Linked DNA regions of Homo sapiens: region 1 is linked to region 2. Evidence: read pairs that join two places in POLR2A ChIA-PET (ENCODE). Cell type or tissue: HepG2. All regions are shown on one strand.

Region 1 (4,000 bases), 150 kb before region 2:
AGAAATTGGATCCCATGTGGTCTTATTTCATGAAGCAAACATCTGAAATTGATTACCCCCCTTTTCAAAAGCAATGTTAGGAATTAAACTGTGGACATCCAGGGGCTGTGAATAATGAATGCACCAATGAGGAGAGCACTTCAAATAGACAGGTAAATCCACACGATTCTAAATAATTCAAATAAAATGACTGGAAGAGGGCAGTGGAAAATTACTACTGTGAGAGCAATATGATCAAGGATAACTGGGCACTATCATTCGCTCCAGAATTCTTGTGTTTCATAGGATAAATCTGAGTCCATTCAGCAGTGGAAAATAAAGGGCGACAGAACAGAGTGACCATGGTTACTGTAACATTAGAGGTTTGCAAGACTCTACTGAGGAGATGAGTTCCCCTCTCCCAGAAGGAGTGATCAATGTCATTTTACACACAAAAAAACATTACACAGCTCAAACAGCCACAGGGTCAGCTTTGGGTAACACAAGCCAGATTGTAACTAAGTAGGATTAAAGGATTACATTTCATTTATATGTTCAATTGTCTGTCTCTCAGCTTTTCTTCTTATTACCATAGTACTGGGGAAGTTTACACTTGGCCTTCTTAAAAAACATACTATTTTCAACTTATCTGAAGAGAAAAAGAATATCAATACTTGGTAGAAGCAAAAAGAAATAAAAAAATGTAGTGTATAGATGTATAATGGCAATACAAAATCAGGCTGGTCATATTAAAAAAAAAATGAGATGGGTTTGCAGGTCCTGTTCCCCTAGGTCCCCTTTTGTCTGCATCCCATCTTTTCTTCTGTGAATTCCGAATGGGCAACGAGAGGAAAGTCCTTCCTCTTCCAAAGTAGAACTATCCAGTAGCCCATTTTCCCCACTCATCTTACTGTCTATGACAGATTTTAAATGGTCACAAATTCCTTGACATTCCCTCATGGAGATGAAGAGTTATATCCCCTCTCCTTGAATTTAGGCAGCCTCTGTGATTTTTTTTTCTTTTAAGAGACAATGTCTCACTCTGTCGGGTAGAGTGCAGTGGCATAATCCTGGCTCACTGCAGCTCCAAACTCCTGGGTTCAAGCAATTCTCTCACCTCAGCCTACCAAGGAGCTAGGACTATGCCCAGCTAATTTTTAAAAATTTCCTTTTAGAGACAAGGTCTCAGTATGTCTCCCAGGTTAAAGGGCAGTGGCACAATCACAGCTCAGTGCAGCCTTGAACTCCTAGGCTCAAGCCACCTTCCTGTTTCAACCTCCTGAGTAGCTGGGACTACAGGCACTCACCATGCACCCAGCTCTTTGTGAGTATTTTGATAAACAGAATGCTGTGGAAATGATGTGGTCTGGTATCTATGCCCAGGCTGTAAAAGATTGGAATCTTTGCTCATGGAGCCTGGGAGCTGCCACGTAAGAGCCTGTATTCAAAAAGAGCTGGCTGAGCCCAGCCTTCAGCCATTTCTGCTAAGGTACCAGGTCAGCCGCCAGCTGAATACTACAAGTGGCCATTGTTTGAAGTGACTGAGTTTTGGGGATTATTTTATTGCAGAGTAATAGATAACCATAGCTTGGTCCCAGAACAAGGGGGCAAGTTCAGTTTGCCAGCTAAATCAGGCCTGTCTCATGCCTCTACGAAGTTTGATTGGAACACAGCTACACCCATTTGTTTACACACTGTCTATGTTTGCTTTCCTGCTCGAGAGCAGAGATGAGTAGTTTTGCAAAGGAGTCTATATAGCCCACAAAGCCTAAGATATTACTATCTGGCCCTTTACTTAAAAAGTTCACCGATCTCTCTCCTAGAAAAATCCTTACCCATGAAATACATACTTATCTTTTCTTTTTCTTTTCTTTCTTTCTTTCTTTCTTTTTTTTTTTTTTTTTTTTTGAGACAGAGTCTTGCTCTGTCACCCAGGCTGGAGTGCAGTGGCATGGTCTCAGCTCACTGCAACCTCCACCTCCCAGGTTCAAGCAATTCTGCCTCAACCTCCTGAGTAGCTGGGATTACAGGTGCGCACCACCACACCTGGCTAATTTTTGTATTTTTAGTAGAGACGGGGATTCACCATGTTGGTCAGGCTGGTCTCAAACTCCTGACCTCATGATCCACCCGCCTTGGCCTCCCAAAGTGCTAGGATTACAGGCATGAGCTACTGCACCTGGCCAAAACCCATACTTTTCTTTCCAGGAGAATATATAACTGACCTGTTGCCATTCATCATCTAGTCTTGCTAGACTAGGAGAAAGAGATCTTAAGCTGACTTTGGCCCAGGCATACAACCTTTGAAAAGCCAGTTCTCTTGGTCTCAGTTCCATCATTTGTAAAATGAGGAGATTGGACTAAGTCTTTCCCTAGACATGTTCCACTGGACCCATAGGATGCTCAATGGAAAAGCAGATCTGCAGTCACAATTTTAGGGGAAGCTGTGCACACTATTTGTCCTATTGGAGATATAAAATACACATTGGCATATTCAGGGTTCTGTAGTAAAGAAACCAGACTACCTTTGTTCACCTAAGTGTTTTCTCAAACATTTTTGGTATCAGGATTATTTTCCCATAACACTTACTGATATCACATAGGACCCATATTATAAATAATATAGTCTAGGAAATACTATATTGGGTGCTCTTTAAGGTCCCCTTTTGCTTCAACAGTCCCTGGATCTAGGATTAATTCTGGCTACAGCGTTAACTTTTTTCAGAGCTCCTATAGGCTTCCCTTTCCAAAAACTGTTGCCTTTCATTTCTTAGCAATGTGATACTCTGCCAATGTAATTTGCTGACTTTTCATACTGGAGATATGGTGGCCAATTAAGTAAGTCGCAAATTCTCCTAAAGGAATTAAAATGACACAGTGATCACCAATCTTTGGATGACAATTATAATTATGGTCTTGAAGTAAAGCAGGGGCAAATGCAGACACATTTTAAGGTTACTACTGGTTTTTATAATCCAAAGATTTCTTCACACATGCCAAAATAGAGGATACTATTCCTCCTCAGCATTACTACATCTGTGCAGTATCAATTGAACATGTTTAATAAAGTAAACAGTGTTTAGAAAATGCTAAGTACAAGGTAACCTTATCCATCCAGACTGCCTGTTTAAAATTCCAGGTTATCTTACCAATTATATAAAAAGATAAAGTGTTTATCCTACTGAGATAATGGTAAGGCAAGGCTGTCTTTCCAGTCATGGAGCTGTTTGAAATCTCTGACCTGGGTACAAGTCCTAAGGTAGCTCAGTATATTAGTTGCTTTTACAGATGCAAATATCTTTTCTTGATTCCAGCTATTTCAGATGTAACAAACCATATTATATGTACAACTACTCAATGATCAACCCTCTCAGCAGCTAAAATCCCTCAAATTTAATAGGACACAAGAATTTTCTCTAGTAATTATTAGAATAAATGTTAATAAACTTATTTTCATAAAGATAAAATTTCTCCAATAAATCTCTTGCATTTGTAATTCCATTTAGGTGTCTGCTTCCCAGAAGACCAAACTGATATAACTATCCTTATAAGATTGTTCCAAAAATTGGAAATAATAACATAGTTCCCGGCTTTTGATAGCTAGACAACAAAGATTATCTTCCTTCAACTGTGAAACATTAGAAGGTCAGGGCTGGGCAATACATTCCTCTGTCTGTTCAGTGCCTTAATCATACATTCCACTGTGTAATTGGGCTTCACTAACAGGCAGCGTGAAGTGAAACTTAACAGAGCACGCCATGCTCCAAGCTATCAAATTATCTTCAGGGTAGGTAACCAGGTACATGTGTGTATGGGTGGATGGGTTAGGGGGTAGGAAATTGTCTTTGGAGCCAGATAGATCTAGAATAGATTGAATCCTAATTTGCTATGTCACCTTAGGGAAATCGTTTAATGTCTCTGTTTTCAGTTGCCTAAACTATAAAATGGAGATAATATGGCCTATCTCACCAGGTAACTGTGAAGATTAGAGATAATCTATGTAAAGCATCTAGCACACTGT
Region 2 (4,000 bases):
AGCCCAGGAGTTTGAGACCAGCCTGGATAACATGGCAAGACCCTATCTCTACAAAAAATTTAAAAATTAGCTGAGTATGGTGGTGTGTGCCTGTAGTCTCAGCTACTTGGGAGGCTGAGGTAGGAGAATTGCTTTAGCCCAGGAGTTTGAGGCTGCAGTGAGCTATGCTGGAATCACTACACTCCAGCCTAAGTAAGAGAGAAAGACTCTGTTTCTTAAAAAAAAACACCACCGAGGATTAAATTTTCCTGTCTGGAATCCAGAAAAAAAGGGTCCCTTTTCTTTTTTTTTCAGACACTGTCTCACTCTGTCGCCCAGGCTGGAGTGCAGTGGCATGATCATGCTTTACAAAGCGATTCTTCTGCCTCAGCCTCCCAAGTAGCTGGGATTAAAGGCGTGTGCCACCACACCCAGCTCATTTTGTATTTTTAGTAGAGACGGGGTTTCAGCATGTTGCCGGGCTGGTCTCAAACTCCTGGCCTCAAGTGATCTGCCCACCTTGGCCTCCCAAAGTGCTGAGATTACAGGCGTGAGCCACCATTCCCAGCCAAAAGGGTCCCCCCTTTTTTTTTTGAGGCACAGTCTCACTCTGTCGCCCAGGCTGGAGTGCAGTGGTACAATCTTGGCTCACTGCAACCTCCACCTCCTGGGTTCAAGCAATTCTCGTGCCTCAGCTTCCCAAGGAGCTGGGATTAGAGGCGCCTGTCCCTTTTCTACAGGCTGCCTCATAGGCTCCTTAAGCAAATATGACTGCCTGCCCCACCTACATCTAGGAGATACATCATTTAGGCCAGGTTTTCCTTTTAGCCTCCTGATTTCTATTAGCCTTGCAAATGCATTTTTCTTTTCTTTCTTTCTTTTTTTCTTTAGAGACAGAGTCTTGCCCATGCTGGTCTTGAACTCCTGGCCTCAAGTGATCCTTCTGCCTCAGCCTCCCAAAGTACTGAGATCACAAGTGTGAGCCACCATATCTAGCTGCCTTGTCAATTCTTGCAATAATTTTTGTTCCCAAGTGAAAATAGAAATTAAATTTAAACTTGAGGTCCAGTTTGATGCTGATCAAACAAGGAATTAAATAAATTTGCAGAAACTTTGGTTTTTACATCTCTCAGAAGTATATGCTCAACAAGACATATTCCAAATTATTACTGGCCTACTCAGTTGGCAAATATAAGTGCCAAAAAGGTTGCAAGCATAAATGCCAAAGTAACTGCCCCCTCCCCCCGCCCAAGGCTATCCCTTAGACACACACCAGGAGTGTTTTGGGTACTTTATATGACAAAAATAAAAATGTACCTCAAAAACACTCCCAGGCCATAACAATAAACCACAAGGCCAAAGTCATTACAAGGTAAAATGAGAAAACATCATGTGAATTTTTTGAGTGTAAGATTTATGGCTCACAGCCTTTCAGTCATGTGCTTAGCACAAAAAGAAGCAGAATACATTAGATTTAATAGGCATTAGCCAAAAAAATAAGGAAGTAAGTTCATACACAAAATGATTCAAAGCATAATATCACTTAACAGACATGCTTTATTAAAGTCTGTACCATCCTGGCTAACACAGTGAAACCCCGTCTCTACTAAAAATGCAAAAACAATTAGCCTGGCATGGTGGCGGGCACCTGTAGTCCCAGCTACTCGGGAGGCTGAGGCAGGAGAGTGGCGTGAACCCAGAAGGTGGAGCTTGCAGTGAGCCAAGATCACGCCACTGCACCCCAGCCTGGGTGACAAAGCGAGACTCCGTCTCAAAAATAAAATAAAATAAAATAAAGTCTGTCATTTAGAAGTCTGCAGAGCCTACCAACATTGCCTGGCAGTTGGGCCCTATGTTGGGAAACTACCTACCAGTACCTGGTAAAGCTATCAACTTCTCCTGAGACAAGGCAAACTGCTCTTTGGGCTGGTTTACTTCAATATTTACTCCAGCTCTCCAAATAGCTTTCATTCTCCTGAACTAGTGGAGGGCTGACCTTGCAAACAAGTTCAAAGCAGTTCAAAGTCTGCAAAGAGAAAATCTACTTTTAGATGAATGGTCGGAGCAAGTCCTTATGAAGAAGAAAGGCTGGCTTCTGTTTGTTGTTATTTTTCCTATATAAGTCTACAAACACCAGCACCAGACATGGTAATCCTTCAGACAATTCACTTGGATTCAAGAACGGTATTGCCCGTAATAGATACTAGTATGAAATTTTAAAAATCCATTTGCTTACAGGCTTCTCACTACTGGCTAGCTTGGAAACAAGTTGAATACAACCACAGCATTCATTTCTTTTACTCATTTATTGAATGAAGATCAAACACAGCAAAGTCAAGGCTTAACCTCTCCTGTGTGCTCATTTGGCTGTGAGTGTCAAGACCCTCATATACTGCTTAGACAACCAAAGATTAATAGAGTGAGACCCCCTCAAGAGTCACTGTGATTCAGAAGCTCAGAACAGAGAACTCATCGGGGCTGCAGTGAGCTGTGATCACGCTGCTGCACTCCAGCCTGGGCAACAGAGCAAGACCCTGTCTCTTAAAAAAAAAAAAAAAAAAGAATAGAGAACTCAGAAGCTCTTAGTCTTAATGCTATGTCAGCCCACAACTTGCCAAGTGACCTTACATAATCCTTCTGGCTTTCAGTTTTTTCCATTTTCAAACTGAAGAATGTGAGTGACTCAAAAATAAATAGCCCAATATCCCCTCCTGTCCCAAGGTTTTTACCTTTCTTTCCAATCTGGGCTGAGTAAACCTGCCATTCCTTTCCATGATTAAAGAAGGCAGAAACCTCAGAATATTTTTCTTATTTTCTGTCACTTGATTTCCTCCCTTTTGAATACCAGTTTCTAAAATCCTAGTGTCTTGCCCAGGAAACTAAAGAAAAGGAGGCAGAGATGGAGTCACAGAAATGTCATCACAGACAGACACAGGAAAGGCTCAAGAGAAGCTCCTGCTTTCAAACTGGCAGCTGTTACCTGTTGGTGTTTAAGAAAAAAAATAACACAAACCTAGTCCCTAGGGATGAGGTGTTCCAATGGTTGTATAAATATACATCACAGGGTATAAGGGCCAAGGGGTTTTTTCATTTCACTATGAAAATGTTAAGTAAATAAATACACCCTGTAGTGAGCTGAGTGATGACCCCACACCAAAAGATACATCTGCATTCAAATCCCTGGAACCTCTAAATGTGACCTCATTTGGAAAAAGGGTCTTTGCAAATTTAAGTTAAGGATGTTGCAATGAGATCATCCTGGATTACTTGAATGGGTCCTAAATCCAATGGCAAGTGTCCTTATAAGAGACAAAGGGGGCCAGGCGCAGTGGCTCACGCCTGTAATCCCAGCACTTTGGGAGGCTGAGGCAGGCGGATCACGAGGTCAGGAGATCGAGACCATCCTGGCCAACACGGTGAAACCCCGTCTCTACTAAAAATACAAAAAATTAGGCAGGCGTGGTGGCGGGCGCCTCTAGTCCCAGCTGCTCAGGAGGCTGAGGCAGGAGAATGGCGTGAACCCAGGAGGCAGAGCTTGCAGTGAGCTGAGATCGCGCCACTGCACTCCAGCCTGGGAGACAGAGTGAGACTCTGTCTCAAAAAAAAAGAGACGAAGGGGACAAAGGGGAGAAGACACAGAGGACAAGGTGACATGAAGATGAATGCTGAGATTGGAGTGATGTAACCATGAGCCAAGAAGTCACGGAATGCTAACGGCCACCAGACGCTGGAAGGTCAAGGAACGAAATTCTCCCCCAGAGCCTTCCAAGGAAGGCAACCCTGCTGACACCTTGATTTCCAACTTCTGACCCCTACAACTGTGAGAAAATAAATGTGTGCTATTTTACACCACCGGCTTTGTAGTACTTTGTTGCAGCAACCTCAGGAAACAAGTATGTCCTAAACCCAACCACAGTCAAATTCCTAAATTAATCCCTTTTTAATACATGATACTATCTTTTTCACTTTCGTGGGAGCCATCATTTCAGAATATTTCTCAATGTTTTTCAGCCTCATTACT

Evidence for each region. Peaks named below come from ENCODE experiments on the same cell type or tissue, not always from the same donor. Only the 100,000 strongest peaks of a DNase experiment are listed, where the experiment ranks them.
Region 1: POLR2A ChIA-PET joins it to region 2 with 6 read pairs; 1 of 35 experiments calls an interaction of 5 or more read pairs at or near these places.

The regions. Positions count from the first base shown.
Region 1 is chr2:151,848,276-151,852,275 of GRCh38, forward strand. The region is part of intron 12 of CACNB4 (calcium voltage-gated channel auxiliary subunit beta 4); the gene reads right to left. Among named protein-coding and RNA genes, the nearest start is that of ARL5A, 22 kb to the left of the region's middle. In HepG2, no CTCF peak of the experiment used is centred here; DNase peaks (open chromatin) are centred at 1,546 and 3,686.
Region 2 is chr2:151,993,957-151,997,956 of GRCh38, forward strand. The region is part of intron 2 of CACNB4 (calcium voltage-gated channel auxiliary subunit beta 4); the gene reads right to left. Among named protein-coding and RNA genes, the nearest start is that of CACNB4, 100 kb to the right of the region's middle. In HepG2, no CTCF peak of the experiment used is centred here; a DNase peak (open chromatin) is centred at 2,005; H3K4me3 peaks cover 959 bases.